Linked DNA regions of Mus musculus: region 2 is linked to region 1. The links are chromatin contacts, found by Hi-C in ENCODE. All regions are on one chromosome and are shown on one strand. The core of a region is the stretch at or near the end of the contact, and the rest is flanking DNA. Distances in the headings are between cores, read along the strand shown.

Evidence for each region. Hi-C counts contacts between places; a loop is a spot of excess contacts on that map.
Region 2: a loop to region 1 is called in a map of T-helper 17 cell, with 141 times the contacts of the local background. The contact joins the enhancer-like site here to the promoter of Ywhaq in region 1. A Hi-C loop is called at or near these places in 3 of 37 maps with a recorded cell type or tissue (T-helper 1 cell, T-helper 17 cell and T-helper 2 cell).

What each region holds. Positions count from the first base shown.
Region 1 is chr12:21,415,521-21,420,455 of GRCm38, forward strand. Ywhaq (tyrosine 3-monooxygenase/tryptophan 5-monooxygenase activation protein theta) reads right to left here and starts at 1,916. Exons shown (of 5, transcript NM_011739.3): 1 at 1,278-1,916. The coding sequence starts at 1,571. It overlaps Gm4419 (predicted gene 4419), which reads left to right and starts at 2,362. Exons shown (of 4, transcript NR_166748.1): 1 at 2,362-2,562; 2 at 2,696-2,770; 3 at 3,110-3,314.
Region 2 is chr12:70,245,003-70,250,356 of GRCm38, forward strand. Trim9 (tripartite motif-containing 9) reads right to left here. Exons shown (of 14, transcript NM_001286388.1): 13 at 3,263-3,425; 14 at 1-1,449. The coding sequence ends at 1,387. Among named protein-coding and RNA genes, the nearest start is that of Gm38467, 16 kb to the left of the region's middle. Within about 2 kb of position 3,063, at least 1 of the 3 ENCODE cell types and tissues checked has a DNase peak (open chromatin) inside an H3K27ac peak, as active enhancers do.

The DNA of each region.
Region 1 (4,935 bases), core at 666-3,165:
AAGTCTGCTATTACTATCCTAGTTGACATCTCTTGAATGTAAAAAAATTCAGGCCAAAGAGCTGCCTCCCCTAAGCTAAACAGGGACTGGAACTTAAGATCACATAGATGTTAACAGAACAAAATGGCATCTTTACAAAACAGAGTTTTCTGCACTTCACTACCAACTGATTGCTTCTGACCCCTAACATCTGTATCTATCAGCCATGATTTTGCTCAGATAATCTCTTTTGTTTTAGTAAAACAGGTAGGTTTTACACAACAGGGAAAAATGTTCTAGGTTCCATTGATTCGATGTGATAAAGAAATGAAGGCTAGAAGGGAAAGCCCCTTTTTCCCTTCTCTTATGAAACCCTGCATAAAAGACACCTAAAAAGATCCAGGGCAAGCCTATCAGCTACCAGCTGCCTCATATAAAGGTGGCATGTGAAGAGCAAACCCAGCAGCTACTTCATCATCAGTCTATAACTACCTATCAATGTGAACAGGAGTCACAGTTTGCAGCATTAATATCTGACACTCTATGGCATGCTATTTAAATTTTAGAAACTTGCTTTATTGAATAAGAGATCTGGGCAATGAATGACTCAAGATTTAAAAGTGCCCCCTCTAATAAGGGTGAATCATAGCAGTTAACATCCCGGTTGGGACTGGATAGTGCAAAACCTGGAAAGCCTTCCTTGCCCATCCACACCAGAAATGCTTTCATTTCCATACACCGGACTAAAGTGAGGCAACAAATAGAAAACAAACAAACAAACACTATTAAATAGTGAAATTTGACCAGGGCATGGTATTCTTCAAATTATCTGTATCCTTTTCATCCAGTGAACTCATCCACCCACCCACCCCCACACCTCTTTAGCAAGGAAAGGCTCAACATATTCTTACATGAAAAATAAAACATGTCTAGATTTTTCACTCCTAAATCTTGGGGGGCTGGGGAAATTCTAGCATCTCTATGGTAAAAGTCCCCATGCCTTCTACGACATGAAAGAACTTACAGATCTCAGGACCACTCTCCTGGCACAAGGTTAAATAGGTCTTTTTCAGTCTTGTGCAAGCCTACGCGGCTACTCCCCCCAAGTTTTTGTACCCCAGAGCTTGGGAAAAAAAGAGTTACCCACCCCCGAGAAAGCTCTGAAACAGGTAAGAAGGAAGCCTGGGGCTCAAATCACAAACTCTCTATCCCACAGGTTTCTCCCCATCGGGAACACCACACAAAAGGGGTGTCGCTCCCGCCGCCCTACTCCCTCACTAATGCCGGCGCCAACTCACCAGGACCGTGGTGCAGATGGACCTCAGCTCCGACTCCACTTTCTCCCGATAGTCCTTGATCAGCTGCAACTTCTTGTCAGAGGTGTCGGTCTTCTGCTCAATGCTCGAGATGACCCTCCAGGCGGACCTGCGGCCCCCTACCACGTTTTTGTAGGCCACCGACAGCAGGTTGCGCTCCTCGTTGGACAGCTCGGCGCCCTGCTCCGTCACGGCTTTCATGCAGGTGGCCATGTCGTCGTAGCGCTCGGCCTGCTCGGCCAGCTTGGCCTTCTGGATCAGCTCGGTCTTCTCCATGGCGAGCGAGGGCGAGCGCCGAGCCGGATCCGGAGTCCTCCTGAGAGCCGCGAGGGGCGGGGCGGGGCGGCGCCGGCGAGGACAAAAAGGAGCGAGGAGAGAGCGCGTCAGACAATGCAGCCGGACGCCCGCTTTGTCTCAGCGCACGAGGCGGCGCGTCCTCCGGCCTCTCACGGGGCCGCCGCCTTCCGCCCGCGCCCTCCGGCCCGCCCGCCGCGCCTCCCCAAGGCCGGAGCGCGGGCCCCACCCGGCCCAAGATGGAAGCGGCCGTTGGTGCCGCACCTTCCCGTCCCAGCCCGAACCTCAGGCGCGCGGTAGCCTAGCAGATATGAGGACCGTGCTCCGCCAACCCGGCCTCGGTACCTCGCGGCGGCTGTTGCAGCCGCAGTCCCAGAGCTGTGTCCGCACTCACCTTCTAGTCTCCGCAGCCGCGACGCGAGTCCCACCACTTTGATCTGCTTTGGGCTTTAGCCGAGGACCCTCCCGTCTCAGCCTAGCACGGAGCCGACGAGCTCGCCACCGACCAATAGAACGCTGCACCTCCCCAAGGAGTCCCGCCTCTAGCTTCTCCTCTGTCCAATGAGGGGCGAGCGCGCGGAAGGGGGCCCAGGGGGCGGGGCGGGAAGCGAAGCGGAGGCTCCGAGGGTGGGTCGGCTCGGGTAGGTTCGGTTGGCCCGCAGGCTGCGGCTTCGGCCACGGGGTTTCCTCCAATTAGATCCAGGGTGAATGGACGTCACTGTTGCCATGGCGATGCTTTTCCAACTCCCCTCATCCTCCCCGCCAGCCCGGCACTCCTGGGTGCGGCACGGGACCGGAGGTGCTTTCGACCTCCGAGGCTGCGACCGCGTGTCCTGTAGCAGCAACCACTGCAGATGGGGCGTTGCAGCTCTCGAGCTGCTGCGGCTGCAGCTGGACTTGGCAGGGGTGAGATAATTAGCCCTTTTGATGCACAAGCGCCTTCCTTTCTTCTACCTTCCTGTTCTTGACAAAGGTTTGTATCCCCAAGACATTAAAATGCAACCCTTACAATTTTCCTGTTTCGGCTACAAATTAGAAATATCCTGATCCCCATTAAAAAAGGATTCGTTCCCAGAGAAAGTGGCTTAATTCAAGTTTTCACACAGGCACCCGAAAGCCAGCAATTCCCTTATGGAAAGGTAGATTCAGGAGATCTGGGCAGGACTGCGTGGCAGCGTCAGGTAAGCATTTCTTTAAAACGGGGAAATGACATTAAGCACGATTTGAACAAACACAGCTGTGACTACCCGATCCCCGGAAGCATATTTCTTAAACATTTCTTTACTACTTTTCCACATTAATGTCTAAGTACACCCTGCCCCGAACACACACACCTTTGTACTCTGTAAAGCATGTATGCATGCTTTTGTTTTTTGTGTGTGATGGGTTTTTTTTCTCCTGATATATTTGTGAAGATCTCATGTTTTTCTCTGCACAATAAACACCCTTCTGAAATGAGAGCATTTGCCCCAGATGCCATGTATTCAGGGTCACAGCTAACATTTTTCTCCTTTAAATAGGCTCCCTTATTTCCTAGCCCTCAATCCAATTCCTAGTGAGGTGGCTGTCCTACCGGACTCAAAGAATGAAACTGCCACCTGGGCTCTGAAGAGATGCCAGTTCCAGTAGTTCCTCAAGGGTTCAAAGAACTTCAGTGACTGCCACAGGCAAAGTGGATTCAAATGCTAAACGGAACCAAGCAGACCGAAGACTGCAGAAAGGAAGGTCTGACACTGAGCACAGATGGGGGGGGGGGGGGGAAGAGACGAAGCTTCCAGAAATTCAGATCTCCTCCCAGCTGCCCCTCCCTACCCAACTTGTAAAGGTTGCTTTGTGCTTTGACCAGGAGAGGCCTGGTTGGAAAGTGACTCTACTCTGTCTTAATACAGAAACGCCTTACTATGCTCCAGTGCAGCGGCGGACGGCCCGGTGTTATTTCTGGAATCCCCAAGGCCAGGCTGCAAGACACACGAGCGTTTATGTTCCTGTGGGTTGGGGTGGAGCTGGACACACAGAAATCCCAACGGATAAAATGCCTTCTGTATAAGCAGTGGATTTCAAGATTCCCTAAATTAGAGCAGCAAACCCAGCCCATAGAGAGGAGACGCCCATGGAGGTGATGAGAGAGGAGACATATGAAGGGAAATTGTCAAAAAGGTTGTTTCTGAGTGAGGCCTACCCAAAAGAGGCACGTGCCAAATATTTACCACAAACAAGCTCATATGATCATGTGAAATCAAAAACTGACACATTATGAAATTGTAATATCTGAGGGACTCCATAGAATCTGCTTGTGTCTGAAAAAAAAATTCTTGGTACTTCAAGTCCCAGAACACAGAAAAGCTGACATTTAGAGTGGCTTTATTTGTTATTATTTTATTTATTTATTTATTTATTTATTTTAAAAGATTTATTTATTTATTATATGTAAGTACACTGTAGCTGTCTTCAGACACTCCAGAAGAGGGAGTCAGATCTCGTTACGGATGGTTGTGAGCCACCATGTGGTTGCTGGGATTTGAACTCCTGACCTTCGGAAGAGCAGTCGGGTGCTCTTACCCGCTGAGCCATCTCACCAGCCCTATTTTATTTATTTATTGAGGGTCACACTGCATTTAAATCCTGCAAGGATTAACTCATTCAATATACTTGATGCCACTAAAAGGGAAATGTTGTAAACACCATCTCCAATTTAAAAAAAAAAAAAAAAAAAAAAAGGAAAATGAGACACAGCCTGATCATGGTCATGGACAGGTCACTCAGCTACCCAGCAGCAAAAACTACATATATGGACACATGTGGTGTTTGTGTCATCCTTGAATCTTTGCTGCGGCTGTTCCTCCTAGTCTTCTCCAGCTCTGATAGGGGTTGTAAGGATTCTAAGGCCCTGACTAGTCTGTCTTCTTGGAAGTTCATCCGAGAACATACAAGAGGTATTTAGCATCACGCCAATGTGTTGGAAAGGGTTCTTAGAAAACAGTCAGCAAAGAAAGTACTTTGTAGTTATCTTATTTTTCCTGATTCCCCTACGAAGAAGTCACTGGAACAGAACAAGGCACATTCATTTTGCAGCCAGATGATCCTCAGTCTCAGTCCTTGATATTTACGGTTTGACCTTGGGCATCTTGTTCCTCTTTGGATCTCAGTTCCTAGACCTATAACCTGTAAAAACAGTTCCTAACTCAAGAGAGTTAAGTCAGCTATCACGTAAGAAAATATGGGTGGCCTCACAACTATCTAGTAAGTAGTATTAGTTTTTGCCTAGTTTCTTCCTTCCCTCTGCTTGGGGCTGGGGAAGGTATCCTGCTAAGAGGAGCTTGGGAGCCTTGTGAAATGTTATTGAAAA
Region 2 (5,354 bases), core at 1,813-4,312, about 49 Mb after region 1:
AATCAGAAGTCACCCCCACACAGGTCCTACGTTCCCTAAAACTTCGTGTCAAACGGAAACATCTGAAGGGTGTCTACTCTGTTAGGAGTCGTAAGCGCGGTGGTGCCAGGAGTGACATCCACGTTTACGCTTTTCCAAACCCGATTTGAGCTTCTTTAGAAAGTCAGGCTGTGACAGCAGTGAGCGATGGAGTCTCATTTGTAACAGGCACAGAGAGCAGACACAGCGATGGTGTGTTTGTCCTGAGGATGTAAATGGTGTGGTTTGCAACTTCAGAGGCCCGGGGTGGTGACTGGGCCCTGTGCCTTCTGGTCATTTTGTTTTTTAACATTCAATTCTTAAGGCTTGTTATGACCACAGCACTAATGAGTAACAATGCTGACATCATTTCTGCTAAGGAAGGGCTCTGCGGTGAGTGACAGCAGAGACCATAGTTAAGATAGTGTGGTGGGAAAGCATTGGGTTGGTACTTGTCTGGTGTGATAGCCAGAGTGTGTGGGTTCAGCATCAATCTCAGGGTTTGTCAGTGACACCGTCTTGGGCATGTTTCCTTACTTAGAACAACTTGAAGTTACTTGTTGCTTTATTACATAAGAATATAGGTTCCAGGAAGACAGGGTGTTCATGAACACAGCATTCTAGTGTCCTGAACAGTGCCTGGATCATAGTAGTTCTTAATTAAAAACTTGTATTAGTCATATGAGTCAAATCATTGAGTCTCCTGGTTTTCCCAGTGCCTAGAGCCTATGTCAAAGGTCCTTACCCTGCCGTGAGCCAGTGTAGCCGATGTATTTGTGCTTCAGGTTGTATTAAGACTTCTGGACGCCAAGTGCACTCTGCTCACCTCCCAAGAAGTAGCCACAAAGAGCTAACATCACGACAAGAATCAGGGCAAGAACACTCTAGATGTCAAACGGCAAACTCTAAATCTGGCTTCTTTCCCACCTGCTCTCCTAGAACATCTTTGCTTGTCCAAAAGCTCAAGAAAAAAAAGTTTCCAGGAGAATTTCTTTTGGCAGTGCCAGGTAGGTAGGTAAGTCACCAAAACATGATCGGAAAAGAATCAAAAGTAATTCAACCTACGTTAACACAAAAAAACCAAAAACAAACAACAAAACCCCCCACTAAATTAAAGAAAAACAACACGTGGAAGTGAGAACAAAGGGGAGCGGTGGGCTGCCGAGCTCCTCTGTGCGGTCGAGTTTCTGGGTGAGGAAGGGAGCCTGGGTTCAGTGATGCGGAGAGGCTGATGGGAAAGGGCGGAGCTTTTAAGGGTGAAGATGGCGGCTGAGGACCAGCTCTTCTCATCCTTGTACGACTGTCCGCTGAGGCTGCTGGCTCAGGGCTGTCCGTCTCAGGGACAGCCAGTGCCTCCACAGCACACCCTTAGGCTATGGAAGCTCGGCTGGAGTAGAAGTCGGGGACCGGAAGCCCGGTGTGGAGCGTGACCTGGGGAATGAGACTATAAGCTATGCAGGGCACCATGCTTACCCTTGCAGGGAACGCCAGTGTGGTTTGTGTGCCCTCAGTTCAATAAAGGCCTGTTCACTTCTCTTGAACATCTATCCTAGAAGACATTGAAGGGTCTTCTAGCAGGATACTAGCTGTGCTAAAAGCCTGGCCATCATAGTGGCCTTCCAAACCCAGGATACACAATACCCACTTTTAAAAAAAGGTTGGGGGGAGGGTACGTTTCTTATGGCTGAGGTCAAGGTGCTCATCTGCAGGTCACGGTCAAGTCCGTGGACAGAGATCAGATTAGCTTGTCTGTGAGTTCCAACCTATCTATCTGTGATTTCGGGAAAGGCTTTATAGTGGGAAGGAATATAGGCACTTAGGCTATTTCAACAATTTCTACTCTACCTCAAACTATGTGGAGAGTTATGGGAAACACTAGAAGCATATCATAAATATGGCCATTTCTACCTTCTTATCTGTATCACCCCCATCAAGAGTCTTTGTCTAAAGGCACTAGAACACCCTTGAAAATCCCGAAGCATGGCCAGCATGATAGTCTTTGGAAGGGAAATGGCTGAAAAGGTGAAAAACTTTGAACGAGGTTTTTCTTAGATTGACTCCTATAAAAATTTAAGGTTTTCTATCTCCTGGTGTACAGGCTGACCTCTGAAGAATTAGATTCCAGCTCCTCAGATAATCCCATCTCCTTGCAGGAAGCTGGAAATCAGGTCCCGCTGGGCTGTAAGCAGTTTCACTACCCCTACTCATAAACAGGAAACAACTTAAAAGAGCTTTTAAGACTGTGGCTGTAGCTAGGGCATGAACCCTACAGCGTTTGACTCTCAGGTCCTATTTTAAGGTTAGTGAGGTTTATATCGGGCAATGAGAAGCCCAAATCAGGATGGCAGTGAAGCCCTGAATTCTAACAGTGGTTGGCAGGGCATCACCCACATTCCTTGCATGCTATGAATCCCCTCTTTACCATTCTCTGCCCACCCAAAGCTCCTCATGCTATGCCTTCTGTTTTGAAATCTCTACACAGCTTGCTACCTTCCCTCCTTCAGGACTCAGATAAGCAGCAACTATAATAAGACCAGCTGATTGACCACCCCGCTTAAGCCTGTGGCTGTTTATTTAGCATGTTCCCAGTATTGCTGATCCCTTTGCCATACTCTGACCCTCTAACGTACCTTAGAAATCACATGGTTATGATCTGTAACCAGAATATAAGTTTCAGGAAGGTAAGGTTTGTATCTGTTTTTTTTTTTTTTTCTCCCGCTGATGGATAGCAAATATTTACAGTAGAGCCTGGCATGCTCAAAGAGCCCTGCAGATGGCTGTTGAATAAAGGGGCGAGAAGGACCCCTTGTTCTGTCTCTATGGGAAACTGCAAGTATCTAACTCGCAGGCGGGGCTACTGCTTCCCAGCCCTGTTGCACAATGAAGAGTGAAGGACAAAAAGCAGCTCACACTTCTGATAAGTGCCTAAGATTTGCTTTTCCTGGGCATTCCTGGGGCCTGGTAGGAGCCATCTCAGCAGCCAGTCTGTTGAAGTCATTCAGGTCTACTTAAAGAAGAAACTAGAGCAAAGGATAAATAGACAGGGTAGAGAAGGCGTCTGTCTCCCGTGGGTGGCTGACTGGGCTGTGGCAGGCACATGGGAAGGTGTCTTTGGTGTGTCTCACTCTGGGTCTTATACCAGCTTCCCTCACGGAGCTGGGGCTTGGGGGGATTTTACTGCCCCTGGGCAGACTTTGAAGTAGCAACCTGAGCAAGCCCTTAGTCCTGGGGCCCACAAGCTTACCTGCACATTCCTGTTCAGGCTGACAGCAGGGAAGAACAGGCCCTCCACGTTCTCAAACGCTATGGGGCCTTGCTGTTCATTGTTGACGAAAAACGTTAATGTCTTTCTGTTTAAGTCGAGGAGGACCCCGATGGTGGCCCCTTTTGTGATCCCTCCTTCAGTTCTGTGGGAAAAGGGAAAAAGTGGAATGTCGTCGGCTTGCTTTCATCTTACATCTCTCCCTTGTGGCTTGCTGGACCAGTCTGCATTCTTCCTTTGCTTTTCTTTGGTTCTGAGGGTTGAACTTGGCCCCATGTATAGTAGGTGAGTTTGCCGCTGGCTTTTACCCCAGCCCTCTTTTTTACTTTTTATTTTGAGACAGCATCTTACCAAATTGTCCAGGCTGGCCTTGAACTCCATGATAACTCAGGCAAACCTTAAACTTGTAGTCTTCCTGCTTCAACCCCCCAAGAAGATGGTACTATAGGCCTGTCCCACCAGGCCCAGTCAAACCAGAATTTTGATTCTTTACATCCCTCCGTTGGTTAGCTTTTTTTAAAAAAACACATTTTTTTTGCCCTAAGCAACACTTTTCACATAAAAACTTAAAGCCTTAGATACACTATATACTACTTATATTTTGTGTATCTGTGCTTTACATAATAAAATATGATTTAGATTTTTTTTTGCTCCCCCAAATTCCCACCCCCTGCAGAGACGGCCACCTCTCATGACAGTCTCTTGTTTACTGTGCCTTGCTGAGAGAGAATTGTTATAAATGGACTTTCTGCTACTGAGCTACAGCAGAAGACAATACCAAGACTGAGCCCAAACAGCCTTTTGGCTACCACAGGGCATCAGCTCTGCTCTGCACTTAGCATGTACAGTGTGACTCTAACAGCATTTATTACAAAATGACTTAATCAGAAAGTCACAATAAAGAAGTACTTAGGTCGAACCCAGGACATATGATAGGTACTGGACTCAGAGCCTTCTGCTTTCCATGGAGTAGTGGAACTCACTCTGGAAAGATGCTAATCTTTCAGCACAATGACTTTGAATGAAGACATTAGATTCTCTCTGTAAAATGACAGCATTGAAGGGGATACCTTCCTGAGACATAATTATACTATAGGGAGTTCAGTGGTTTCCAGAGATCCGAGTATAAACACCACCTTACAAAGAACTATGTCTTTTGATGCAGCTGTTGACTGCAGAGCACCATCAGGGACAGATAGCCAGATCTGTCTTCTCTCATCAGTGTGAAAGCTAGCAAAACTGAATCCTATCTCAGCAGAGCACAGACATTTATAAACATCACTCCTTTCTTCTGCATGCAGAAGACAGACTGGACACCACCACAGGCAATCTTGCTATTTACAAGCCTGTCAGCGACAGCACAAGCGACATTCAGTTAGCATGCAAGATGTGTTCGGCTTCTGAAATGTGCGTCTCTGCATCGCCGCGATGGGGGTGATCCTATTTACCCCTGCGCTCCAGAATCAAGAGGCTGATCACAAGTGCACGGGTGATGCTATCAGGTAGCTAGTCACAGAGTACCCCCAGTGTGAACTGCTGAAGAGACCTGCTATCTGTAGCCACTTGGATTTGATATCAATATAAAATGCTTTGTGTGCTTACTTCAAGGGATAGCCAATAAAACAGACATGAATGGAGCAGGACAGAGGATGTCCGAGGGCTGGGAAGCTCTAAGAATCTACTGACTAGCAAAGCATCAGTGGTGACTGACAGGAGAAGCTGAGAGAGTGAGGTCATTATTCTGCCCCTGTTGGGCCTGCTTTTCCTTTGATCTCACTGAACATAACTGGATCCCCCCCACCCCACCCCCAGAGCCACCAAAGAGAATGTTTCCTGGGGGGGTGATTAAGACAGACCAGTGTCATGAAAAGACAGCTTTGGCCCAGAAACAATGAAATACATTTGAAGAGACTGCAAATAAAAAGGGAGATTATATAGGGTATATTAAGTTAAAATTGTCTATATTTTGGTGATAGAGAACATTACTTAAGGAGATAGATACTCTATTCCCTTTCTCAGCAGACTGGCTGTTCTGCTTCTCACAAGAACAAGTGAGTTCTCATATAAAGCTATC